Linked DNA regions of Mus musculus: all the other regions are linked to region 3. Evidence: chromatin loops called from intact Hi-C (ENCODE). Cell type or tissue: gastrocnemius. All regions are shown on one strand. Each heading gives the region's core, and the rest is flanking DNA. Links, peaks and the distances in the headings are about the cores only. Region 1 overlaps Tcn2 (transcobalamin 2). Region 2 has its middle 15 kb from the start of 4921536K21Rik. Region 3 holds the start of Gm51880 (a long non-coding RNA gene).

Evidence for each region. Peaks named below come from ENCODE experiments on the same cell type or tissue, not always from the same donor. Only the 100,000 strongest peaks of a DNase experiment are listed, where the experiment ranks them.
Region 1: a loop joins it to region 3, with 2.1 times the contacts of the local background. A loop is called at or near these places in 7 of 42 quality-filtered maps.
Region 2: a loop joins it to region 3, with 3 times the contacts of the local background. A loop is called at or near these places in 15 of 42 quality-filtered maps.

The regions. Positions count from the first base shown.
Region 1 is chr11:3,914,230-3,924,899 of GRCm38, reverse strand. It overlaps Tcn2 (transcobalamin 2), which reads left to right. Exons shown (of 10, transcript NM_015749.3): 6 at 1,026-1,198; 7 at 1,318-1,504; 8 at 2,724-2,889; 9 at 5,495-5,610; 10 at 7,191-7,820. The coding sequence ends at 7,252. It overlaps Slc35e4 (solute carrier family 35, member E4), which reads left to right and starts at 10,236. Exons shown (of 2, transcript NM_153142.3): 1 at 10,236-10,670. In gastrocnemius, for the core only: a CTCF peak has its summit at 5,951 (motif pointing right); a DNase peak (open chromatin) is centred at 5,988.
Region 2 is chr11:3,874,787-3,885,456 of GRCm38, reverse strand. No RefSeq gene overlaps it. Among named protein-coding and RNA genes, the nearest start is that of 4921536K21Rik, 15 kb to the left of the region's middle. In gastrocnemius, for the core only: a CTCF peak has its summit at 5,409 (motif pointing right); a DNase peak (open chromatin) is centred at 5,418.
Region 3 is chr11:3,803,053-3,808,052 of GRCm38, reverse strand. All of the region lies in intron 2 of Osbp2 (oxysterol binding protein 2), which reads left to right. It overlaps Gm51880 (a long non-coding RNA gene), which reads right to left and starts at 3,829. Exons shown (of 3, transcript XR_003949627.1): 1 at 3,752-3,829; 2 at 1,754-1,851; 3 at 690-799. In gastrocnemius, for the core only: a CTCF peak has its summit at 2,501 (motif pointing right); a DNase peak (open chromatin) is centred at 2,497.

The DNA of each region.
Region 1 (10,670 bases), core at 3,464-8,463, 110 kb before region 3:
GGGTGTACGACCTGTCCCTCTGCTCACCTTTCATTGGAACATCTCCTTGCCAGATCCCTTCGAAATGAAATGGTGGGGACTGTGAGCCAGCTTTGAAACTGGACTTGCATCCTGACCACAGCTCCATCACGTGTTCACTGTAGGTCATCCTCCTCCTCTTCCCGCCAGGCTTTTCCTTTAAAACAACCTCCCAGCAGCAGCTCAGTAAAGGCACTTTACAAGCAGAGGTCTTAGCACACACTTGGTACCGTATAACCTGGGATTCTGATACCTGGATTTTGATCTGATTTCTCACTATGTGACCTTGGGCCACCAGACCTATTTTTTAATCATCACAATTCAAGGTCTCTGCTAGGCCTGGGCTTCTGTGAATGAATAAGGCCTCATGTAGGGTGGGTAGGATGGAGTAGGAAGGGGGTTGATTGGTAGATGATTGCTTAGAGAGAAAAAGGCACCAGGACCTCTGGCAATGAAAGACTTGTCTCAGAGTCTTGTAGAGAAACACAGTGGACACATTAATGTTGCCTAGAGGGAAGAGGAGATCTTAAAAACTCCCAGGCCCTGACAGCTACCTTTATCAATTAAATCAGAATGCCTGAGGGTAGATAACGTAGCTGTTGGCACCAAACTCTCCAAGGAGGCTGGAGATGTAGCCCAATGGCAAATAACTACTATGCTTGAGGTCCTAAATTCAATACTCTACACTACAAAACCAATATGATTTAATTAATCAGTAATAAAGTTCCCTCTTTGGTCTCAGTGCATCCTGGCTTAGGAGCAGGGACTGTAGAATCCATCCTCTGGGACCCTCTTCTTCAGTCTGTCCATATAACCTGTTACTCTCAAGCCACTCAGTGACCAAGTTTGTCTAGGTCTGAGCGTTTTTCTGGGGCTTACTGTGTCCAGTGTTAGGACCAGGGAAGTCCTGGGCAAATCACCTGAATTGGTATGGTATATGATCCTGAATCCCCACCTAGTCTGATCTTATCAAGCTGTCCAGTTCATACTAGATGTTATCCCCCTAGACACAGAAGCCATGGCCGGCTTGGCCCTCACCTGTTTGGAGCGATTCAATTTCAACTCTGATCTGAGACCACGAATCACCATGGCTATCGAGACAGTGCGAGAGAAAATCCTGAAGTCCCAGGCCCCTGAGGGCTACTTTGGGAATATCTATAGCACCCCACTGGCACTACAGGTAAGAGAGAGACTCTGGAGCCATGACTGCTTAGCGGGTCAATGGAGGGAGGGCTGGTTAGAAGCTGGAGAGCCTGGTTCCTTCCCAGGGGCTAACCTCTGACCTTCTCTTCCTCACAGATGCTCATGACATCTCCTGCATCCGGGGTAGGGCTGGGCACAGCGTGCATCAAGGCAGGGACATCCCTGCTGCTCAGCCTACAGGATGGGGCCTTCCAAAATCCTCTGATGATTTCCCAGCTGCTACCCATCCTGAACCACAAGACCTACTTGGATCTTATCTTCCCAGACTGCCAGGCATCCAGGGGTAGCAGAGCCCTTTCTGTCTCCTAAGTGATAAGCTACTCTCTGTGGGTCCCAGTGATGGGTGACCAGTCAGTGATGCTTGGCTGAGGCGACATGAGCATGCACAGAACACAGCAGCTAAAACGAGGCCACAGCCTTCTGATACTCATGGTGTGGGCACAGACACCAAACAAGTGCTCTGGGCGGTACCCACTGCGTGATACCCACCGTGGAAATGTTTGGGCGAGGGAATGGAGGAGTGTATTAGTCATGGTCCTCTAAAGCAGCAGCATTGATAGGATGGTTTATTGGATTGGCATACACTATATGGTACAGATAGTTCAACAGTGGCTCTCTCACTCTGTCTCAGTCTGGAAAGCTGGATGTCTCCGCAGTCCCAGTGTGGCGATGCAGGAGGCCTGATGGATTCTGAAGAGCTGTTAGCCTTCTATCTACATTGGAAGTGTGAGGAAGTTGGTTTAATATCAGCAAAGGGATGCTGTAAGAGGTCAGATAAAGTAGATAGTGAGAGTGAGGGCAAGCGGCAAAAAGCAGGTTCCTTCTTCCGAGTCCTTTTGCCTGATCTGCCACCGGAAGGTGCTGCCCACATTTACAGAGGGTCGTCCCCATTTTGAAGAATCTGATTGAGAAAACCCATCTCATGAATACCCAGAGACTTGCATTTTAGTCGATTCTAGATGCCATCAGGTTGAAAAGCGAGATCATCACAGATGAGTTAATGACTCAATGAGTGGAGAGACACATTTGGTTAATGTTGGTACCCAAGGACTTGTCAGGAAATGGGAGGAGAGGGCAAAGGAGCAGAGAAGGCCAAAGCAGAGGCGCGGGGCCCTGTAACACAGGGGCATCATGGGAGAAAGTGGGTCTGGGAGAATGAACAGGTGTAGTAGATAAATGCAGAGAAAGAAGATGTGTCTGTCAGGGGTGACCAGGACGTGACTTGAACAGATGCAGACAGGGTCCTCTGAGGTGCGGTGTGTCAGATAGGAGAGAGGCAAGAAGCAGAGACCCAGCAAGGAGCTCAGGCCTGGGCTGCAGAAGGATGTGGAGGCTGAGATGAGACCCGGGTTTCAGCCCAGCAGCTGTTCATGCTGTTGACTGAGCTATTTCGAGGGAAGGCCGTAGGCCACTCGGGCAAGGTGTCTGTAGGAAGAAGGGAGGACTCAGATCCAGGCTCCCGGTCCTCATGACAGCTGCTTCTTCCTTTCTTCCTGGCATAGTCATGTTGGTGCCAGCTGTTGAGGACCCTGTCCACATCTCAGAAGTCATCAGCGTCACGCTGAAGGTCGCCAGTGCCCTGTCACCATACGAACAGACATTTTTTGTCTTTGCTGGATCTTCCTTGGAAGATGTCCTGAAGTTGGCACAAGATGGCGGAGGATTCACGTGAGGCTTCCCGTTCCTCATCCTAGCTCTCACTTCCCTCAGGCCTCCGTGCTTGAAATGGTATCATGGGAAGGGTGAGGAACAGAGGAGTTTCTTGGGAGAAGTTCTGGTTTAATTTCTATGTCTACCTTCTCCACTCCTTTCTGGCCTGTGTTTTGGGCCTGTGGTGTTTGGCCTGTGCTGGGAGCTATGGACCACCACTGTCATCAAGGGACCCAGACTTGGGACTCCAGTTCCTCACTCTTCATCCACTCCCTACAACCCCAGGCTAGTGAGTTGAGGGACGAGATGTTGCTCCTCTTCACAGGGCCACTAGGGGGAGCCTAAGCTCACCGCTGGGCATGTTTTGTGTAGGTTTAAAGCTTGGTATGCAGTGAGAGCGCCAGGAAGATTAATTGTATCAAATAACCTTGATAACATCTCGCCATTAATAACTCTGAGAAGGTAGACACTTGTCCCTTGAGATTTGACAAGCGCGAGAATAGGCGAAACTTAGTTGCTGCTCCTTGCTGGCCCCTGGCCAACCATGGAGATGGATCTGCCTCCCCAGGGTTAACTCTGGCTCGAAGCAGCTGAGTATCCCTACCAGCCTGCTCTCTCCCCTGGATTCTTGCCTTATCTTGAGAAATCTCTGCTTTCTGTTCCCAACAAGAGTTCCAGGGAAAGCCACCTAAGGACTGTTTGGTCATTTGGGCCAAGAACTCTTAGAACACAGCTGTGTAAACACCACTGTCCTTTTTGTTTGTTTTTCAGAGACAGGGTTTCTTTGTGTAGCTCTGGCTGCCCTGGAACTCACTCTGTAGACCAGGCTGGCCTCAAAAGCTCAGAGAGCTCTGCCTGCCTCTGCCTCCCAAGTGCTGGGATCAAAGGCCACTGTCTTTAAGGAACAAAAACGCCCCACTTCCCAGGTTAAGTGACATATACCCCCCCTCCCGGTGGAGGATGCAATCTAGAGCCAGGCTAAGCAGGAGCTCTACTATCGATCGTTCAGATTTTAACTTTTCATTTGCAAACAAGGTCTGCATTAGTCACATGTCTAATTGCTGTGACAAAAGACCTTATGGAGGCAAAGTGCAGAGAGAAGCTGGTTTAGGCTCCCAGTTCTGGGTGAGACAGTTCGTCGAGGTGGGACAAGGTGTCGTGGTCACAGTTGGGAAAACTCAGTGATGGGAGCCACTGTTGACAGTTGCTCTCCTTCCCGCTCAGCGAATGGCCCAGGCCATGTGCCGGGGTCACCCAGACTTGGGTCTTCCTTCCTTCAGTTAAGCTAATCTAGAAATCCTCCTCCTCAGACATACCCAGAAATCTGTTTGCATGCTGACTCAAAATCCCAGTAAGCTGATAATCAAGATTAATCATCAAGTGTCTTACTCTGTTCCCAGGCTGGCCTTGAACTTTCAGTCCTGAAATAGCACCAGGCGGGTCCTAAGTCACTTCCATAATGTCACTTGGCGGCACTAATGTATTTACTCATCGTAAAGTCCTTCCCTCCCTCCCTCCCTCCCTCCCTCCCTCCCTCCCTCCCTCCCTTCTTCTCCTTCATCTCCTCCTCCTCTTCTCTTTCCCCCTCTCAGTATCTGTTTGGATACTGAATCAAAATGGAGAAAAGATAGAATTTCAGGCTTTTTAGTCAGGTCTTTGAGGACCTGTAAGAGGTGGGTGTCAGTCTGAGAAGCTCTGAGTTCTGTTAGAGTGGAGCTGCCTGAGATGAGTTCAAGGGCCAGACAGGGAGACTACATGGGAGGCACCAGATTTCACAGCAGACAGACAGATGTGGAGAGAAGTGGCCCAGAGCAGCCGTGGAGAGCCTCAGAGTAAAGGGACAACCATTGAAAAGGATTGTTCATGGTTGAGCAGTGGTGGCACACACCTTTAATCCCAGTACTCAGAAGGGAGAGGCAGGCAGATGTCTTGAGTTCAAGGACAGCCTTGTCTACAGAAAAAGTTTCAGGACAGCCATGGCTACACAGACAACCCCTGTCTTTAAGAAAAAAAAAAAAAAAAAAAAAAAAAAGGGCTGGTGGACTGCGTTGTTCTTACAGAACCCAAGCACAGTTCCCAGCCTCCACTAGCAGGGTTCAACACTGCCTGTAACTCCAGATCCAGGGCATCCAAGGCCCTCTTCTGACCTACTTGCATGTGTGCACGTGCACACACACACACACACACACACACACACACACACACACACACACACGTTAAAAAATGAAAAGGGCTGTTCTGTGACATCCCCTAAACAATCCATTTCTACCAAATCTGCATTTTTTACAAATTGCGAATTCAACTAAATTGTATTAATCTGGGCTGAACACATAGACCTTTGCTTGCCACTATATTGAAAAAACCACCACCACAGCGTTTACTTGTGTTCGATATTGTAAATAACGTTGTGACATAAGTAAGGCACGCAGGAAGACGCACACAGGAGCTTGTGTGAATACTCCACCAGTTCATAGGACAGACTTGCACATTTCTGGGTTTTAGTATTTGCCGGGGGCCTTGATCCACTCTTCTGAAGGGGTAAAGGGATGAATGTCTTTCTCTTTGTCTAAATCAACACAGTAGCCTCCTCCTTGAGAGCAGCAGCTAGTTTTCTATTTTCTAGGTATGGGACCCAGGCCTCCTTGTCAGGCCCCTACCTGACATCTGTACTAGGGAAAGATGCTGGGGACCGAGAATATTGGCAGCTCCTCCGAGCCCCTGACACACCCCTGCTGCAAGGTGAGTCTGTAGCCCGTTGTCCTGGATACCCTGCTACCCGAGTCCTGACCCAGCAGCAAGGCTGCATGAACCCAGCCCAGCCTTTCCCTCGAACCTTCCTGGGCTACAGCATCAGAAAACCACACATGCTCAAAGTTGGGTCCAAAATATTTAACTGAAATTCTTAGAGTTTTTATGGAAGTTGTTGTGGAGAGTCCAAGACACAGGAAAGAATGAAAGCTTGCATTTCACTACCCAGAAATTAAGTTCTAAAAGAACTTTATTATTATTATTTTAGATTTATTATTTATTGTCAGTGAATGCTCTACCTGCATGTACACCTGCATGCCAGAAGAGGGCACCAGACCACATTACAGATGGTTGTGAGCCACCATGTGGTACCCAGGTCCTCTGGAAGAGAGCCAGTGCTAACCAGAGAGCCATCTCTCCGAAGCTCAAGTCTTTTTCATTTTTGATACATTTTCTTATAACTACAAGAAATATATACAATGCTTGTTTTCATTTAAAAATGGAATAATATTCTGTCAACACTATCCAACAGATGTAAAATGTGAGGTAGGTGGGTAAATGTTTCCTAGTAGGTGAAACTAATATTATATGATATATCTTATTTGGCCCACAATATCTCAAAAATGATCATTACAGAATGTAAAATCCCAATGTAGAGTCACCAGTGACATATTCACATGCTTTTATTTCTTTGCTTATTTTTAATTAAGTTAATTTTTTTGAGCATGTAGCCTAGGTTGGCCTTGAACTCACAATCCTCATGTCTCGGCCTTCTGTGATTTCTAGTGTGTCCCCACCATCCTGGCCCTCAAGACTCCACTTCTTCTTCTTTTTTTCTTGTTTGTTTGTTTTTTGAGACAGGGTTTCTCTGTGTAGTCCTGGCTGTCCTGGAACTCACTCTGTAGACCAGGCTGGTCTCGAACTCAGAAATCTGCCTGCCTCTGCCTCCCAAGTGCTGGGATTAAAGGCGTGCGAAAATGAGTCAGCAAATGGAACCTGTCCCCTGGCTTCTTAAGGAACCTCTCTAGTTCCTCTAAATTGTTGCTAGTTATTATAAATTATTAATTATTAATCTGGAAATAATAAATCTGGAGCTAAGAATGAACTAGGGTCTTAGGCCTGTCAGGCAGTGGATCGTCCACTAACCAGACCCAGCCTGGCTTTATTATCTTTCTCTAATGAGAATGTGGGACTTGAAGCCAGGTATTCTCCTGAACTGAAAGGTTGCTTCTGGGACACTCATTTGTGACACCCTCTGGAACAGTCCCTTTGCCTGACAACTCCATTTTGAAGATGTTGACCCTGCCAAGCAGGTACTGCCCTGGTTCCCATCCCTGTTATACAGCCGTTAGTCCCATGTCAACCCACTGGGGTCGCCCTCTCTGCTGTATGAGCCTGTGACCTGAGGGAGCCTACCAAGCCTCGTTCTGACTCTCTGGCTGGCTCCGGACAGCTCCCACCACCAAACCCTGAGTGGGTCTCATAGATGTGACTTCAGGGTGATGGTCACATGATGTGGTCAGGGTGGGATATTGCCTTGCTAACCCCCTTTACTTCGTTGTTTTCTGCAGGCATTGCTGACTACAAACCCCAGGACGGGGAAACCATTGAGCTGCGGCTAGTTAGATGGTAGTCCTACGATCCCTCCTGATGTCTTCACACCCTGCTGCCACCTCAAGTGCACTTGGAACAATGCCCCCCAGATCACCTCAGCTACCTTCCCAAAGAGGATCTAAGCCACTCCCCACCTGGGAGCAGGAAGGGAAAAAAAACCTCCCCTAGGGAGGCTGCTAGTTTGAGTTTGGCCCTGCCTGATCCCACAGGTCTTTCATGAAGACTGCCCCATAGCCTGAGGAACAGGCTGCTCTTGACTTCCTCTACATAAAGAAGTCTGCTGGCTATGGGTGTTGTGAGTACCACTGCTCTGGGACCAGGGTCCCACAAGAAGGACCTCCATGGCCTGCTGTGGCTCTGACCTGCACACCCAACCCCTGCTCTCTGTTATGAGAGTGGTGGTCCCAGTGGTCATAAGGCAGCCTTTGGTCATCGGCAGGGCCATCCAATACAATTAAAGCCTTGATTTACCTGACATGGACGTAGAGTCCTGGTGCCTCGTGTTCATGCATGGGGGGAGGGGGAGCAGAGATCTCTGGGGAGTTACTTGTGGTTACTCTCCTGTGTATCACATGGACAGTTGGCATAAACAGAGTTGACTCCATCTTTCTTAAACAGTGTGTGAAACAGCCCTGTGGGGCGTGAGCATTTGCATCTCTCGCTATAAATATGGGGAAAACAGGGATTCATCCAAGGTCTCAAGATGAACAGTGCTGCTATAGGAAGTGATGTCAGGCAGGAGACATGACACAGATATGGCTGCTGATCCTGATGGACCAAGAGAGATTTGCTGGGGACTGAGGCTGTACTGAGTAGCAGAACACTTGCCTGGTATGCACAAAGCCTTGGGTTGTGTTCCCAGATGCACAAAGCAAGAACTAAACACTATTTGATGGACTAGGGATGTTGTTCCATTGTAACAGTACCTGCCTAGCATGCACAAAGCCCTGAGTTTAGCACCATATAAAGTCAGGCTTGGGCTGGAGAGATGGCTCAGTGGTTAAGAGCACTCACTGCTCTTCCAGAGGACCTGAGTTCAATTCCCAGCAAACATATGGTGGCTCACAACCATCTGTAGTTGGATCCGATGCCTTCTTCTGGTGTGGCTGAAGACAGTGACAGTATATTCATATATATAAAATAAATCCTAAAAAAAAATAAAGTTAGGCTTGGTGGCACACACCTGTAATCCTCGTGCTTGGGAAGCAGAGGCAGAAACATGAGAAGTTTAGGGCTATCCTTTTCTGCAGAAGGGATTTGAGGCCAGCCTGGATCTTTATCTCTTTCTTAAGATGGGGCTTCAGGCTGTGTCACCTATGTCAGCAGCTCTTCTCCAGCCTGGTTTCTGACTCAGAGCTGTGGGGTGGTGCTCTGGTCTATAGTGTGTTTGTCACTGTGGTCTCCTCATAGGTCACATACAGGACACTTGAGCCCAAATATAGAAATGACCCAGTCAGGCTTGAAGCCCGAAGAAAAACAGACCATACCTCTCTCTGCAGCACAGTCACTAGGGAGAGGTTCTTTTTTTGCTTCCCAGCCTCCCTCAGAAGTGTTTCCTGCACCCCTGGCTTCGCAGGGAGGTGGGCCCCTCATACAGTAGGGCTCAAATTTGAGGGGTGCTGTGGGAGGCATAGGCTGCTCTGAGATCTTGAGTAGACCCTAAGGAACGTGAATGAGCCCTCTACCCCAGTGATATCCTCCTTGAATCCGGGCCTCCTGGCTCTGGATCCACAGTAAAATACAGTCTGATGTTGAGACAGGTTAAAATGGGTTTCTGAGGCTAGAGAGATGCTCAGTGGTTAAAAGCATTTACTGGGCTGGAGAGATGGCTCAGCAGTTAAGAGCACTGACTGCTCTTGAGTTCAATTCCCAGTAACCACATGGTGGCTCACAACCATCTGTAATGGGATCCGATGTCTTCTTCTGATGTTTCTGAAGATAGCTACAGTGGTGTATGCATATACATAAAATAAGTCTTTTTTTTTTTTTTAAAGCACTTACTGCCCTTGCAGAGGACCTAAATTTGGTCTTTAGCACCCACATAGTAGTTCACAGCCACTAGTAACTTCAGATGCAGGAGATCTGATGCCCTTTTGGCTCTGCAGGCACCGGCCATGCACATGGTGCGCACACTCACATGCAGGCAAATCACTCATCCATATAAAATATCTAACAAAAAAATTGTTCAAGGAGCTGGAGAGATGGCTCAGCAGTAGGAGAACTGGCTGCTCTTCCACAAAATCCAGGTTAATTCCCAGCACTCACATGGCAGCTCACAACTGTCTGTAACTCCAGTTTCAGGGGATCTGATGCCCTCACAGACATCCATGCATAGTTACAGATAGACAGACAGGCTAAACACCAATGCACATAAATCTTTTTAAAATGGGCACAGAAGTGGGCAGAGGCACCTGCTTGTAATCTCAGCATTCCCATACAGACATTCACACCACTAATAATAAACAAAAAATTTAAATAGGAAGAAATGCTTTTTAATTCAAAGAAGCTTAGTGGATAATGGATTAAAAATCCCAGAGGAATATAGTTCACTGAAAGCCCAGATTCCTCTTCTTAAAAAATGTGTGTGTGTGTGTGTGTGTGTGTGTGTGTGTGTGTGTTGGAGGGGGGAGGGGAGAGGCTCATTCAGTTTCCCTCCCATAACTCTTCTTGGAAAAACTATCTAAATGCCCCAGATTTTGATCCTTTCCCTGGAAGTCTCCTACCTACACTCTCTGCCCTTCAACTTGGGTTACTCAGCAGAGATCTACGGGTTCCCGCGGGTATCAGACTCATCGGAGGCAAGTGTGACAGTGTAGATTCCTGGTTCATCTGGGACAGAGATCTGATTTAGGTCTCAGGTGGGACTGGCTTATTTTCACCTGAATTTCTTTGGGAAGGGATTAGGAACGCTTGCAACAGTGCGGAGTCACGACCACCAGAGGGCGCTGCGGGCCGGGCTACACAGTTGCGCTTTGCGATCTTGTTTCTCTAGGCAGGTTGTCATCCAGGACTTGTTTGACAACAGAGCCGGGTGAGGCCTGTGCAGGTGAGCGGGAGCTTCCCCAGAAATCCAATTACCGGAAAGAGTCCAGGATGGACCTTGATTCTTGCTCACGCGTTGGGCTGGGAACAGGTCCCTGGGTTTCAGCTGCTTACCCTAACCTGAATTCAGGTGGGAAACCCGGGAACCATCCAGGATTCTGCTCCGTGGGCCTCATGAAACCCAGCTGTGAGTCACCTCGGAATGCCTAGGGAGCAGCACATAAAGTCGGCTAGCTCGGGATGGATGCCGGCCCGCTGTACCCTGCTTCCCGGAGCTGTGGTTAGCTTTGGTGATTCATTTCCCCTTCTGCTGCCCCAGAGGGGGCGCCGCCCTGGTTTGAGAGGGGGAGAAAAGATCTGGAGTGGAATGGAGGGGGAACAAGATGAGGCAGCCT
Region 2 (10,670 bases), core at 3,252-8,251, 74 kb before region 3:
GAGCCTAGGTCTACTCTGTTTGGTTTTGTGCCCCAGACAAGGGACTGAGGTGCATATTTCACACATCAAAGCAGTCCCAGCCTCCAGGTTCTCCCTGCATCCCTCAGTCCCTACCTGGCATACCCTGCCCCCAACCTTGAACTTTTTCAGCCCAGAGGCTGGGCTGCCCTTCCCCCAAGGCTCCTCCCTATATAATCCAGACATTTTGATCCCTCTCCCTCCCCCCTCCCTCTCTCTTCCTCTCTGACCTCCTTTCTTCCCCCCCCCTCCTCTCCTCTCCCTCCTGGCTGCTTCCTTCCTTGGGGCCCATGAACTCCCTCACCCAAGAGCAACTTCTCACCAAACCTGCCTTTATGGCTTGAGTTGGCTCGTTTCACCGTTGGAGAAATAGCCTATCACACTGCAAGCACAGCGAGGGCTCTTAACTGATGAGTTTACAGTCTCTGATCTTTTACTGTAAACTCAGCTGTGAGCTCTCCCCTAAGAACTGCCTCAGCCATATCCTGCAGGTTGGAGAAAGTTGTGCTTTCATGTTCATTTGATCCTAATAACATTTTCACTTTCTCCTGATTGCTTTAGTGAGTCACTGCTCGTTCAAGTGAGTGTGTTTAGTCTACATGTATTCATGCGGTTTCTGTTGCTATTGCTATCTAGGTTTACTGACTTGATAATATGAAATAAATGTTTTTATATTTGTTAAACTTGCAACCAAGAATGTGACCTGTTTTAGAGACGGCTCCATAGGCTGCTGAGAAGAGTACCCCATAGGTGTCTGTATTGTTACCATATCAGGATGTGCCTGATCTCTCGTGCCCTTTAGTGTTTGTTATATAAAATTAAGGATATGATGTATGTGACATATACCCTTATAATTGTTATCTAATTACCATTGCCATCTGTTCTGCTCCATTCTTTGAAACAGTTTGATCCCTCTCCCTCCATACCATACCTAGCTTAACCAATTGTTCTTGAATGATTTCTCCCCCCTCCCCCATCAACTTTATCTCTTCTGGGTCACAGCGGGGGGCGGGGGGCACTCACTGCCAAGCTTGATGAATCTCTGGAAAGAGAGAGCCGACTCCTGAAAGCTTTCTTCCAACTTCCATCTATGCACCATGGTGTATGCAAACACACACACCATAAATAAACATGAAAAAAAGCAAAAGTAGCTATGTAAGCTTTTGCAGGGACGCAGGAGGCTCCATTTGCTTAGTCAATTGATTTCCATCCTTCATTGACTCGTAATTGGATGTCATTGCTAGTGAAATATGTTTCTTGGAGGCGACAAATACAAGGGATCTGTTTTATCAGCTAGTCTCATGTTCTGTTATTGGTGAGCTGTGAAGCCATTTACATTTAAGTTACTACTGATACAGGATTGCTAATGTTGGCTGGATTTTTTTTTATGTATGTATATGTGTGTGTGTGTGTGTGTACATGCTTGCGGGTGGTACATAGGTATGTTGTACATGCATGTGGAGACCAGAGGACTGCAGAGTCCCAGAAGGGTGGAAAAACCCAGAAGAGGAAGTCTGGTACACAAAGAAGAGAAGCCACAAAAGTGAGGGTGGCTCTGAAGTGAGGGCAGCTTTAGCTGGTTTTGGATACTTGTCCAATACAGGTTCAACATCAGCAACAAGAAGCAGACTTCGTGTTCCTAGCGGTCTCCAGTCTTCAGGGACCTAAGTGTGGGATTAAAGTTGTGTGCACCACCACTTTCTTTTTTCTTTTTCATTTTCTAGTTTGTCACCCCTTTCTCTTCTCCATACCATTCTTCTCTGCTCCTCCTCTGCTTTCATTGTCCTAGCTTCTCTGAATTCCTTGAGTCCGCCCTTTCCTGGCTGCTTTTCATTGGTGAGGTCACACTGCAGCCTTTATTGTTTTAGTGTGCTCTGGTCTGTGGTCGTTGGTGATGTAGTCGTGCACCTTGTGTGCTTTGCTGCTGCTGCTGCAGTAGTTTGTCATCCACCCCCCCCCCCCGCCCCGCACCCCAATGGTGATGGTGATTTAGCCCCTGAGAGCGAGCTGCTCCCTAAGATGTCCTGATGAAGACGGAAGAGCTACCCAAATCAGCCACAGCACAAACCACAACATGGAAACCCAAGAGCAAGGCAGGAGGACTCCTCTAAAAAAATCACAACTCCTGAATTCAGAGACACTGAAATGGGTCAAAGGGATGTAAGCAGAAATGATCGGTGACCTCAGGAGGGGTGAGCAGATGAATGGAGTAATCAACCCAGGGCCTGGAGAAGGCCAGCATCACAGAGAAAAGTCAGCAAGAGGGATGGGAAGTCAGCAGCATGGGGTCAGCAAGACGACCCAGTGGGTTAAGGTACTGTCTGCCGCGTGACTACATGCACTTAAAGCCCCGAGACCCACATGGTGGAATGAGAGAACCAACTCCCACAAATATTCTCTGACCTCCACAAGCATACTGTGGTCCGTGTGTGTATACACATACACAAAAGCAAGAAAGTCTTGGTTACCTTTATGTTGTAACCAAGGCAACTTATAAAACAAAGCACTTAGTTTGGCTTACAGCTTTAGAGCTTTACAGCCTGTGACAGCAGAGTGAAGGAACAGCTGAGAGCTCACATCTTGATCCACTCATGGAGAGGTGGGGAGGGGCTGGTGTTGAGTGATGGGGAAAGGAGGAGACAGACAGACACTGAGAATAATACAATCTTTGGAAACCTTGAAGCCTGCCCCTGGAGACTCACCAGCAAGAACACCCAAGATGGGGAGACCCCAGAAGTGGAGTCTGGGACAGGACTTGGGATGTCAATCTAGTGAGGCATTTGGTAAGCCACCTCTGGTCATCTGGATATTTTTCCTTTTTCTTTTGCAGAGGTTACTGCACTTAAGTGGGATAAAGAAAGGATTATATTCAGGAGAGGCTGCCTGGGCACTGGGAGGGAAGAAGAGCCAAAGGAAGAAAAGGACAGAAGACAGAAGAGGTATTGTATAGGAGAATAGAAGGGCTCAAAGATTCCACAGTCCATGATTATGTGTGTACATGGAACTCAGATCAAGTGAGGTATAACCTAGAAACCCCTTTCAATGATAAAAACACAACATATCCTGGACTGGGGGCATAGCTTCGAGGGAGAGTACTTGACTAACATGTGCAAGCATAGGTCCTAGGTTCTATCCTCAGCACTGTAAACCACACAAAGCATTTACTGAACATTCTCGTGACAGGCACCAAGGCTCCACTTGTTTCAAACATGACCCCCCTGAATACTTAAAACAATGAAATGGGTGACTATAGAGTCCCCATTTATGGGCAAGAACTGAAGCTCAGAGACTAAATTCTGTCCAATTCTGTCCAATGTAGACATTTAGGAGCTGTGCGGGTCAAGCCTAAGGCTGTCTTGTGCTTATGTCCATCTCTCAAGCTTGCTCCCTGGCTCCCTGGCTCAACACTGCAGATGGAGGTGGTGGTGGAGGGCTGAGAGTTAAAGCCAGGAGCACAGCTCACCCTTGATCTTGTCTCCATGGTTTCATAGTCTCAGTTGTAACACCATGCCAGTTGACCCGACCTTAAGATCAACCATTCTGGGAGAATGGGAGATGTTAGGTTAAGGCGATGGAAGTGTTTGTCTAGAAGTCAGGGCACGGGAGACCTGATTACTGCCCTGAAGCTGTTAAAGGGGTTCTGAGCATCATCACCAGGAGCTCTGTGGAATGTCCCCATGCCTAAAGCCCTACCAGAAATCCATTCGTTCCCTCCACCACTGCTCTCAAATGCACTTAACTCAAAGGTCTTGGGACAAAACAAACAAAAACTTGTCAGATGTCTAGCAGCCTTGTTTCTTCCCTCTCCAGAATTTCTCCATGATCAGGGACAAAAGGAAGGGACCTTCCATTTACTGAGTTCCTATGACAGGCAGGCTGTTCTATCCCCTGTCATTCCCTGTACACTTGCCTGCTGTCACCTATTTACAGGTGGGAAACCTAGACAGAGCTCTAAAGGAGATTGCCAGCCCACACCCCTGTCCTGAACTTCCTTTCAAGCAGAGTTTATTCTCAGTCATGGTTGGCCAGAGCTGCTTTTTGAGGAGTGCCCATTTGTAGCCTGTCAGCCAGGACACGGAAGTAAGCTCAGGCAGGAATCTGATTTTGGGCTAGAACAAAGAAGTAGGCTTTAGGCAAGAATTTGCATGTAATTAAAGTGGTATAAAAGCAGACTGGGAAAAAATAAACCTGCCTCAGCCTTAGAACTGGCTAGGGTCATGCTACAGTGTTTTCTAATTGTCTTTTTCTTTCTAATCCTCATTCCCTCCCTGGAGAACCCATTGACTGAGCTGACTTGGTCATCCATCCATCCAACCATCTGTACTGGCTAGTTTTGTGTCAACTTGACACAAGCTGGAGTTATCACAGAGAAAGGAGCTTCAGTTGGGGAAATGCCTTCACGAGATCCAGCTGTAAGGCATTTTCTCAATTAGTGATCAAGCGGGGAGGTCCCCTTGTGGGTGGGACCATCTCTGGGCTGGTAGTCTTGGGTTTATAAGAGAGCAGGCTGAGCAAGCCAAGGGAAGCAAGCCAGTAAAGAACATCCCTCCATGGCTTCTGCATCAGTTCCTGCTTCCTGACCTGCTTGAGTTCCAGTCCTGACTTCCTTGGTGATGAACAGCAGTATGGAAGTGTAAGCTGAATAAACCCTTTCCTCCCCAACTCACTTCTTGGTCATGATGTTTGTGCAGGAATAGAAACCCTGACTAAGACACTATTTATCCATTCATCCATCTATCCATTCATCTATCTATCCATCTATCCATCCATTCATCCATTTACCAGTCCATCCATCCACTAGTCCACCTAACTATAAACTATCCACCCACTCATCTATCCATCTGTTTATCTACCTTCAAATATATCTACCCACCCATATACCTATTGTACTGGCTGGTTTTGTGTGTCAACTTGACATAGGCTGGAGTTATCACAGAGAAAGGAGCTTCAGTTGGGGAAGTGCCTTCATGAGATCCAACTGTGTCTTGGGCTCTATAAGAGAGCAGGCTGAGCAAGCCAGGGGAAGCAAGCCAGTAAGAAACATCCCTCTGGAGCTGGGCGTGGTGGTGCATGCCTTTAATCCCAGCACTGGGGACACAGAAGAGACCATTCTGCTGTTTTGTGCATTCCTATTTAGCTTCTGTTAAGAGGTTAAAGACAGGGGTTGACTTGCCAAGCTCAGAAAAAGGGTGGATTCCTGAATGCATCCTGATGCTACCACTCACTTATAAAGTAAGAATAAGGTCACTGGCTCTGCTGTCCCTCAGAGCTGTAAGGAGGACTCCACACAGTAAAAGATGCAGAATGTCTTGAGAAAAGAGGTCATAAGCTAGACTACTTCAGACCTAAGGGCCCAGGATCTAGCTCAGTACCGATCCTGTAATGACCACCAGGGGGCAGCACACACTTACCCTTTTAAATGCTTATGAGGGTATCTGCAGGAGGAACCATTGCTGCTGTGTGCAGGGGTCTGGGAATGTGGTAGGGCCAAATCACTTAGTTCCTTTGATCCCCAAGTAAGAATAGTAGAAAGATATGTCCTAGGCAAGCCCTCCTTTTGTACATTTTTATCATTTAATGTGTGTATGAAATGGCGTGGGTGTGGAGGGGAGTGGGCAGGGTCTCGCCTTCCACCACGTGGGTCTTGAGGATCAAATTCAGATCTTCTGTCAGACTTGGCAGCAAGCTCTTTTACCGACTGAGCCATCTCACATCCCCTTCTGCCCTTCTTTTTGAGACAAGGTCTCATGTGGCCCAAGATAGCCTCGGACTTCTCAAGTAGCCAAACTTTTTGAATGTTTGCTCTTCCTGCTTCCACCTACGGAGTGACAGGATTACAAGTGTGTGCCTCCACACCCAGCATATGCAGTCCCAGGAATCAAACATAAAGCTTCATGTATGCTAGGCGTGTGACATATGGATGGGACTCCAGCCCAGCCCCTGGCCCAGCGCTTAGTTGACAAGAAAGTGTTACATGGCTTAACAGTTCAGAGCCTGGTCCAGCTGTTGACTTTGGAAGTTAGCGGGCCTGTGAGCACAGGACCCCTGGCCAGGGCAGAATGTGGTCGGGGATCTGCTGCCCTTCTAGCAACCATTCCCCTCCTTGTCATCCCTATATGTACCATAGAGACTCAGAGGCTGGTCTTGCTTCCTTTATTTCCCAGGGCCTGAGCTGTGGCACAGGCCAGCAGACATGGTGGACAGGCAGAAGCCCCAAACTTTTGTGGGGTGAGTTTTACTTTGCCACTCAAAGGGTGATTTTGGGTAGGAATTCTTGAGCTTACCTGCTCGCAGGGAGCATTTCTGTGACAGTCTCTGTGAGTCAAATGAGCATTCCACTCTCATAAAATTTTAGGTGGTTATGCAAAGTGTTTCACTGTGGGGACAGAGAATTCAGGCTTCCGGCAGCCACAGCCCATCTCCATCCCCTTGGAGGGACAGCCATACTCTGGGAAAATTGTTGCTTAACATAGGTGTATAGATCGTTCATGTGCTCGCCTCTGTCTATGTTGGTGAGGTCAGTCACATGACAGCTAGGGTGAGGTCAGTCACGTGACAGTATGATGCCAGCTGTCTACCGAGGGGGATGTTGGTGAGGTCAGTCACATGACTAAGCTAGGGTAAGCTCAGTCACGTGACAGTATGATGCCAGGTGCTGACAGGGCTTCTGAAGCCCAGTGGTAGCTCCTGGTAGACACTCTGCAGAGGAAATGCTGCTGGCCATCTCCATCACGGAGACTGATTCTAACAGCCAGAGTGTTGCTGAGGAGACAGTCCTCTGGGCTGTGAGGTCCCTACCTCCTCCTCACTATGTGATCCCTGAGAAAGCGTGCACTCGCTGGCTTTCCCATGCAGCAGCCTTGCCTTTCGTGGCCTGGACTCGTGCATTGCTTCTGTACTTCTCTGTGGATGCAGCTACACCTGGCTGTAGAGTGGAATCACAGCGGGGACATGAGGGCACCCTTCCTTCCCAGCTTTTTATCTTTATTGTTTGAGATAGGCCATCCTGGATCTCCTTATGTAGACCAGGCTGGCCTCTGTCTGCTGATCGCCTGGATTAAAAGCAGGTGCCACCAGGCCTGGCTCTCAAGAGAAACCTAGGCTTCTTTTTTAATTTTGCAGAAAATTCTTCCTGGACAAACTGACAAAAAATCAGGTCCTAATGAAGCCAGCTAGCTCAAATCAGATGGATCAAGATTATCAAGAGGGTCAGAGAATAGCCAACAAATCTAAGCTCTGCTCTTTACTCTGGCGGGATGGCAGACTAGCTGGCTTAGACATCTTCATTTACCCCATTTGGTTCTTCTTCCTAGGAGCTAAGAATAAGGGAGGATGCAGTGTGAGGCTGTGTGTGTGTGTGTGTGTGTGTGTGTGTGAGAGAGAGAGAGAGAGAGAGACTCATACTGATGTCTCAGCTGGCCTAGAACATTCTAGGTAGCCCAGGAATGCTTCAAACACAAAGCAGTTCTGTGCCAGCTTCGTGAGTACTTGGATTGAATGACAGAACCTCTAGACTGACTTACAACATAAGGCTTTAGAAATCTAGTCAAGATAAGTGTCAAAATTCACAGAAAATGATGACCCGTCGACTTCAAAGGTCTTCATTATAAAGCAACCAGGGGTGTGTGATGGTGACACTTCTAATCCCAGCGTTCAGTAGGCAGAGACTGGAGGGAAAGCCAGTGTAGGCTGTATTGCAAGTTCTAGGCTAGCCCAGGCTAACTAGAAAGTAGGGGGAGAGAGAAAGAGAGCATGTGGTGGGGGTGGGGTAGCAGGGGCAGAACATTGGTGTCTACAGAGAAACACTACAGCCACTAAGACCCAGTCTCTTCCAGTGGCTGCCATAGTGTACTGGGTCAGGCCACCAGGACGGGAAAGATAGAAACAGAGAAGTCACCACACATCTTGGCAGGCACACACAGCAGAGTAACACCAGTCAGGTCATGGTCAGGGGGAAAGAGGACACATGGAAATAGTGTCACCAAACTGCTTTAGGGGCATGCCTTCAGGGTCCCAAAGGCCTCCCTGACCTTTTAAAGATTTCAGCACCTCCCATTGCACCTCGATCTGCAGACCAATCTTTTACAACACACAGTGCTTTGATGGGTTCTTGAGACCCTGCTCTGGGCATTCCTTGCTTGGCCCTTTATGAGATGTGGAGACAGAAGATGGGAATGGAGCCCTTCCCTGGCAACAAGACCCCTCACAATTACATCTGGAATACAGCAAAGGTTCTCCAGAAATCAAAATCTGTGCTCTATTAGTGCTGTTTCTCAGAGTCCCTGCTATATTCTGCCTGCCTTATGGTCAGTTCTCCAATAGACTCTTTAACACAACCCTGACTTGTATGTAGTAGATTTTCATTAAGGCGGTGTCTTCTGGATGCTCGTCCATGACCAAGTGAGGCTGGAGAGATGGTTCAGTTGCCAAAAGCACTTGTTACTCTTCCAGAGCACTGGGGTTTGGTTCCCAGCCCCCATGTCTGTCTGGTGGGTCACAAACACATACAATTCTAGCTCCAGGGGATCCAGTGCCTCTGATTTGCATGCACACTGTATTTGTGTGTGCACAGCCACACACAAACACATACAGATAATTTAAAATAATATTGACAAATTAAAATTATGTACCAGATATTGATGTAGCGATTGAAATTCATCAGTGGACAAAAGAGATTCAAACTCTTTGCTATTGTGGAGTTTACGAGCATTCCCTAGTAAGTGAAGCAGGTGAAACCCTTGGCTGGTGGTGTCCAGGCTCCTGCATCCAAAGGCTTTGGGTGCTGTAAAGAGCATCTGAGTACCATCTGCTCCTGTCAACCCGCTGGCTGCAGGAAGCACTGCCTATTGCTGCGTTAGGGAACTTGGTGTATCTGATGTGTGTGGGCTCTGCAGCAATCTGTGTGGACGATTCTGAGTAGGAATCTGACTCGTAGGGGAAAATTTTACCCCTCAAAGCTTTATCTTCATCTGGAAATTGAGAACAATTATACTGTAATTACTCTTTAGCATCCACAATGCTTGGTCCCATTGACATAAATCTCCATGGAGGCTCAAATTTCTAATAAAAAATGTCATGGAAGAAGATGAGTTACTTAGTGCCTGTGGAAAATCAAGCTCAGGGCCTTGAGCCCCACCATCCAGGACCTGCAGCTGAGCTCTACCCACAAGCCCTCCTGTGTGCTTCAAATCTCTCCAGGTGGGCTGGGTGTGGTGGTGCACGCCTTTAATCCCAGCACTCGGGAGGCAGAGGCAGGTGGATTTCTGAGTTCGAGGACAGCAATGGTGCTACAAGTGGGCCTCACCCCCCCCCCCCACACACACACAGACAGGCACACATACATACACATATATACACATGCACACATGCACACACACATATACACATATGCACACATATATACATGCACATACACATGACACATACAAACACACACATGCACACACATGTACACATCCACACACATATATACATGCACCCACATGCATACATACATACACACATGCACATTAGCACAGAGGCTGGCCAGAGGCTGTACCTTTTGGATCTGGACACTGGTAGAGTGTTCAAGGTGCTTGGTGTTGGCATATGACTAGCCTGGCTACCAGTCTGACAGACCTTTTGGTAGAGGCAGCCATGATAGCAAGACTGAGTCCTATAGCTGATAATTATAAAGTCAAATTTCCCCATTGCCTGTCATCTTTGCTTGTTCACAAGAAAATGAATGTTAGAAGTTCTTACACGTATGGGTTTAATGAACTTCTTCTTTTTTTTTTTTTTTGGTTTTAAGATTTATTTATTTTATTATATGTAAGCACACTGTAGCTGTTTTCAGACACTCCAGAAGAGGGCGTCAGATTTCATTACGGATGGTTGTGAGCCACCATGTGGTTGCTGGGATTTGAACTCAGGACCTCTGGAAGAGCAGTCAGTGCTCTTAACCACTGAGCCATCTCTCCAGCCCTTAAGGAACTTCTTAACACTAAGAGTGATTATTTATTTATTTATTTATTTAATTTCAGGGAGAGCTGGGCACCCTAGGCTTCCTTGCAGATGGGCCTCTGAGGGTTCTAGACTAGCCCCTTGCTCTGAATGCTCTCTGCTTGCTGGTCTACCACCACATAAGCAGCCACTGTTCCCACCCCTCCTGCTGCAACCTGCTCTGCTCTATGCTACCACGATCAACAAAACTGCCCTGGACTGTGAGCCAAATGAACCTTTCCTCTCTCATTCTGTCCCTGCGGGGTGATTTTCTCTCAGTGACAAAACAATCAGCACATTAGTCAAGTAGCTTAAGGCATGCCACTGTAGTGTGTGCAACATACACAGAAGTTTAAGTGTATAGTTCTGCAACACAGGAACGCTTCCCCTCCACTCTGAGACCACTATGTCACCCATTCCAATGCATCTACCTAGAACAGTTCTAAGGTGTTCAAAGTCTTCATAGATTGTCAGGCAAGCTTTAATATGCACGCCTTTAGGGGTATTATGTAGGGGACATCACACGCCTCTTGGTATATCATGTAAACATTATCACAGACTTTCAGGAGCTTATGATCTTCCCACAGATTTCAAGTCATTGACTTTGAGATTTGCACCTTTTAAAGTAGAAATCAAGGCATTTGACAAGGATCTATATTTGTCTCCCATCT
Region 3 (5,000 bases), core at 1-5,000:
ACACATCTTGGCATCTTCAGCCACGCCCCAGACTGAACCATCTGGCATGAGTCCACCTGTGGGCTCTGTGGCTCCAATTTAGTTACTTCAGTGTTAGCACTGGCCCATGGCAGTCGCCTTATTGTACCCCTTGATGCTGGTGGACTCCTTTCTTTGTTTTGTTTTGCTTTGCTTTGCTTTATTTGATACAGGGTCTTCGTGTGTGTAGTCCTGGCTGCCTGGAACCCACTGTGTAGACCAGGCTGGCCTTGAGTGCAGAGATCCGCCTGCCTCTGCCTCCTGAGTGCTGGGATTAAAGGTGTGCACCACCGCACCTGACCTTGGAAGTTGCTGTCTCTTTTTTCCCTGTTCCACCTGTCCCTGTGGTTGCTCCATTGGCTCCTGCTTCAGGGAGGTTCCTGTTTGCTTGCCTGGTTGTCTAGCATCCTCACACCTGCTTGGCTGTCTCCTAACCATGGGCAGCCTTGGGTAACCATAGGCCTAGGCTCACATCCCACTGTTCCTACGTTTCCTCACCTGTAAATCTGAAGGTTGTCTAAAAGAATAAACAAAACTGTGTCACACAGAGCACCCGTGACCCTGTGCTTGCTTTGAAAATTAAGCAGCCACAAGGCCAGAATTTGAGGTAGCATCAAACAGGTGGTAATTTAGGGAATTTTTCCTTCCAGAATCTTGTAGACTGTGGGGGAGACTGTCCAGGTCAGGTCCAGGGAGCAGGAAGTGTACAGGCTGTGTCAGTGTAGGCAGCAGGGGTACAAAACTTCAGAAATTTTGCCCCATAGTAGGAAGTTCTATGCTCCTAAAAGGTGAGCAAATTTCCATTGTGTTTCTCTCTCTCCCTCTATTCCTCCCTCCCTTCCCCTCCCTCCCTCCCTTCCTCCCTCCCTCCCTTCCTCCCTCCCTCCCTCTCTCCCTCCCTCCCTTCCTTTCATCCTCTCTGTTTGGCAATAAAGTGATAGGCAGTGTATAAAGCTCTGGAGTTTGCCCAAAAGACTGAAAAGGGATTTTATTGAGCTAGAAAATACCAGTTGAGAGGAAGAGAGGGAGGGAGGGAGGGAGGGAGGGAAAGAGAGAGAGAGAGAGAGAGAGAGAGAGAGAGAGAGAGAGAGAGAGAGAGAGAACAAGAACAGATGCATATTTGGTAAAATGACCCCAATAAGTCTTTATAGGGCCAAGCATGGTAGTGCATGCCTATAATCCCAGCACTCATGAGACTGAGGCAGGAGGATGGACAGTCAGGGCAAGCATGGACTACACGGTGAAATCTGTCTCAGAAAAACATTAAATTGCTTATGAACTCTGGGAACTCGTCCAGCTATCTTATGCCTAGGCAACTTAACTAGTAAATTCTATAAAACATTTGTAAAATAAACAATACTATGTACACACATTGTCTTCTAGAAAACATGGAGAGATTCCCAGGCCATTGTATAAAGACGGTGTTGCCTTGATACAAAACCAGACAAATGGTACAGGAGAACTGCAGCTCAATGTCTGTTGTGAACATAGTTTTTAAAAATCTTCAAAATATTAGCAGTCAGAGTCTAGAAAAATATAAATAGGACAATTCACCATGGTCAAGACAGACTTGTGCCAGGAGTGCAACGTAATGTCAGCATTTAAAGATGGGTCTAAGTGAGCACTTGACACAACCCTGTTAGCTCACTCATCAGGACTCAATACCATGTCTGTTGAAAGCTCGGTAAATTAGGAATCACCTCCATTGCATTAAGGGCAACTTCCAAAAGCCCACCTCACACTGTGGATGCTGGGTGCTTCTTGGAGATGTGCAGAGAAAACTCAGAGCTGTCCACTCTTGCCCAGACTCTCGCCTCTCACTGATGATCATAGCTAGCAAAGTAAGCAAGGGAAGGGCAGGGAAGGGCGGGGAAGGGCGGGGAAGGGCGGCAAAGGCACCCGATCAGAACGGGAGGAATAGACCATCTCTGTTTGCAAACTACACAATAGAGCTGTAGGGAAAAAATCCTTAAGTGTCAGCAACGTGTCATTCTGTGTCATTTCCTTGCTTGTTTGATTTTTAGGTTGTTAAGTTGGTCATGGGGGCACACACCTATACCACACTTGGGGAAGTGGAGGCAGGAAGATAGAGAATTAGAGACCAGCTTGGGCTCCTTTATTGGGTTACAGACCAGCATGGGACCAAGAGCAAACCCTAGTTTAACAAGCTTCCCCACGTAGGATGGCTGGACTAAGTCACCCACAGTGTCCCATTTTAGCAAATTGTATTTTGTGTGTGTTGTGTATGTAGAATTCAAACACTAGCTTTCACCAGACATGGTATTGAATTCTGTCGAGTTGACATGGCTGTGTCATTTTTGACATGTAGGGTGTTAGCACAGTGGTAACTTTTTATCAGCCTGCACTTAATCCTGTCCTGGGCAGTGTGACACCTGGTCTTCTTGGGGTCTCTGCCCCAATCCTCCTGGTCTGCAGGCAAACCACCTGGTGAGCAAATAAGACTATCCCTTAAGTTAACACAAGGGGGCGCTAGAGGATGGCTCCTGCACTTGCCTTCCTTCTAAATGGATAGCAACATTGTTCAGTGCTTTTGATCTCATTTTTAGATCATCTTCAGATCTGTCTCACAGGGTGAGGGGATGTCTGGAAAACTATAAGACCCGAGCACAGGGCCAGCCACCTTCTTGTCTGGGACTTTACTTCTAGGGGGCTAGTCCGGTTCTAGGGTTTTCTTTTTCCTGCCTTATACCCTGTTAGCATTCCTGTCACAGCTCTGAGATCACGGCCTATTCTGATGTCATAGTCTAGTGTCAGAATGTTCTCATCAGCCTAGCTTCTGCCACTAGAGAGAGCAGGCAGGCAGCTGGGCAGGGCTGGGGCAGGGGTGGCTGGTGGCCCTGGGGGCCTACCCTAAGGAACATCTGCCAGCCTATCACCCTAAGATGAACATCCTCTAAAAAGGTAAGGCTCGGAAAGCTTTCTTCCTGTCGGGGATGGTGCCAAGGTGGGGAGTGTGGGGTCGGCATGGCTTTGTAAACACCACTCTTGGAACTTTCAGTCTGTGTCCTAAGTGGCTAGCACACATGACACTTCTCCCCTTGTACATGAGGAATGGCTTTCTGAAATGTGGTGTCTCCCTCCCTCCATTTATTTTCATTCCTATTTTATGTGTGTGGGTGTTTTGACGCCATGTCTGTGCACTATGTGTATGCAGTATCTTCGGAGGCCAGAAGAGGGCACCAGATCCCCTGGGAATGGAGTTACAGGTGGTTATAAGCCACCCTGTGGGTGCTGGGACTAGAACCTGGGGTCTTCTAGAAGAGCAGCCAGTGCTCTTAGCTGATAAACCAGATCTCCAGCCCCTTCAGTTTCTTTTGAGACAAGGACAGGCTGTGCAGCTCATGCTGGCCTGGGACTTACTGTGTGTAATAACCCAGGCTGGCTTCAGATTCGGAATCCTGTCTCAGCCTCCTGAGTGCTGGGAGTCATGTGTGCCAAGAGGGGGACGGATCTGCAGCTGGAGAACTGAAGGTTTCTGGGTTGTGATTAAATCAATCACAGGACGGGCTGGGAACAGATATAATTCTGGAACACTCTTAGCAGAGAAGACCTTGAGCAGCGTCTCATAGGAAGTTGTCGTTGACTTGAAAGCAACAGGTGTGAGGGGGCTGTAGAACCTTGGGGATGGGATTGTCAAGCCTTTTCTTTAGTTGTTGTGGAGAATTAAGACATAAACTGAGGGACCTATGTATACTCATCACACAGACACTACCTGTCCGGAAGTCACAGCCAGTCTTGTCTGGAAGCTTCCCATGGTTCAGGCATACATCGGCCACTCCATCCCCCGACCCTGGGGATTGTACCTAGTGCCTTATGCATACTAGGCAAGCCCCTCCCCCCTTTACATTTTGAGACAAGGTTTTGTGATGTTGCCCAGGCTAGCTTTGAACTTCACTCCCAAAGTAGCCAGAATTGCAGGCCTATGGCACTAGGCCCAACTCATCCATGTAACTTTAAAGGAGAAGGATTTGGTTTTGTTCTTATCAAAACATGACACCCATATCTATAAAATCTACACTGGAAGGTGGTTTGCTTAAAGGAGCCAAGTTTTTTTCCTGAGTCCCGCAGTGTGTAAGGGAGGTAGAAGTGGGGGTACAGAGAGCTGAGAAAAGACCCAGTGTTGGCTTCCAGCGGAGGAACTGGCTTCTGGGCAGGCCCGGGGAAGGTAAGAAATCTTGCTGGGAAGATTTCGGATCTTCTCAGAGAAGGGGGCCCCAGGCACAGCCTCCCGAGGGCTTAGCCTTGGTGGCTGGGGAGAACTTGGTGGGGCTGTGGCTGAGTGGAAGAGCTGCTGACCCAAAGCAGCACAGAAGGCCTGCCAATATGTAGGGAGGCAAATGGATTGCTTTAGGTACGACCCTCTGACCCACACAGGTGGCTGGGGCTTGCTGAGGGGCCCACATAAATCAGTGCTGCCTGAAAGAGGCTCGGGGCGACCAGAGCTCAGATAGATGCGATGCATCAAAGGTGGAGATGGTCTGTCCTCAGAAACTTAGTTGGCTTTTCCCAGCGTGGGTGGCAGGAAGCAGACATTCTGACCTGGGCTCGCATCTCAGGGCCTCAGCTGAGCCCAGCAGGATAGAAGCAGGCATTTTGGGAAGCGGAAGCCACTGCCTCAGAAAGACCTTCTCACCCTTACAGTGACGTGAGCATCATTTTCCTGACTGGCCAGCTGCCTTGATTACTAACGACTTCCTTGTAGCATAAAAGAACTCGGGCCTTTATAATTAACAAGTCAGACAGACCCATGCATTGTTGTCATTAGCTACCAGACTGTCACACTTGGCCGTAGCCCGAAGTGAGTGACACTTGAGCTGCAGCCCTTCCCTGGTGCCGTCTGCATCCACTTTGTCTATCTGGGCTAGTGATACACTCCCAAAGGTCAGGGCTGCCATCTACACAGCACAAAGCCGGTGCATTGCCTGGTGGCATGAACAGGTGTGGTCTAACTAGAAAGTGTA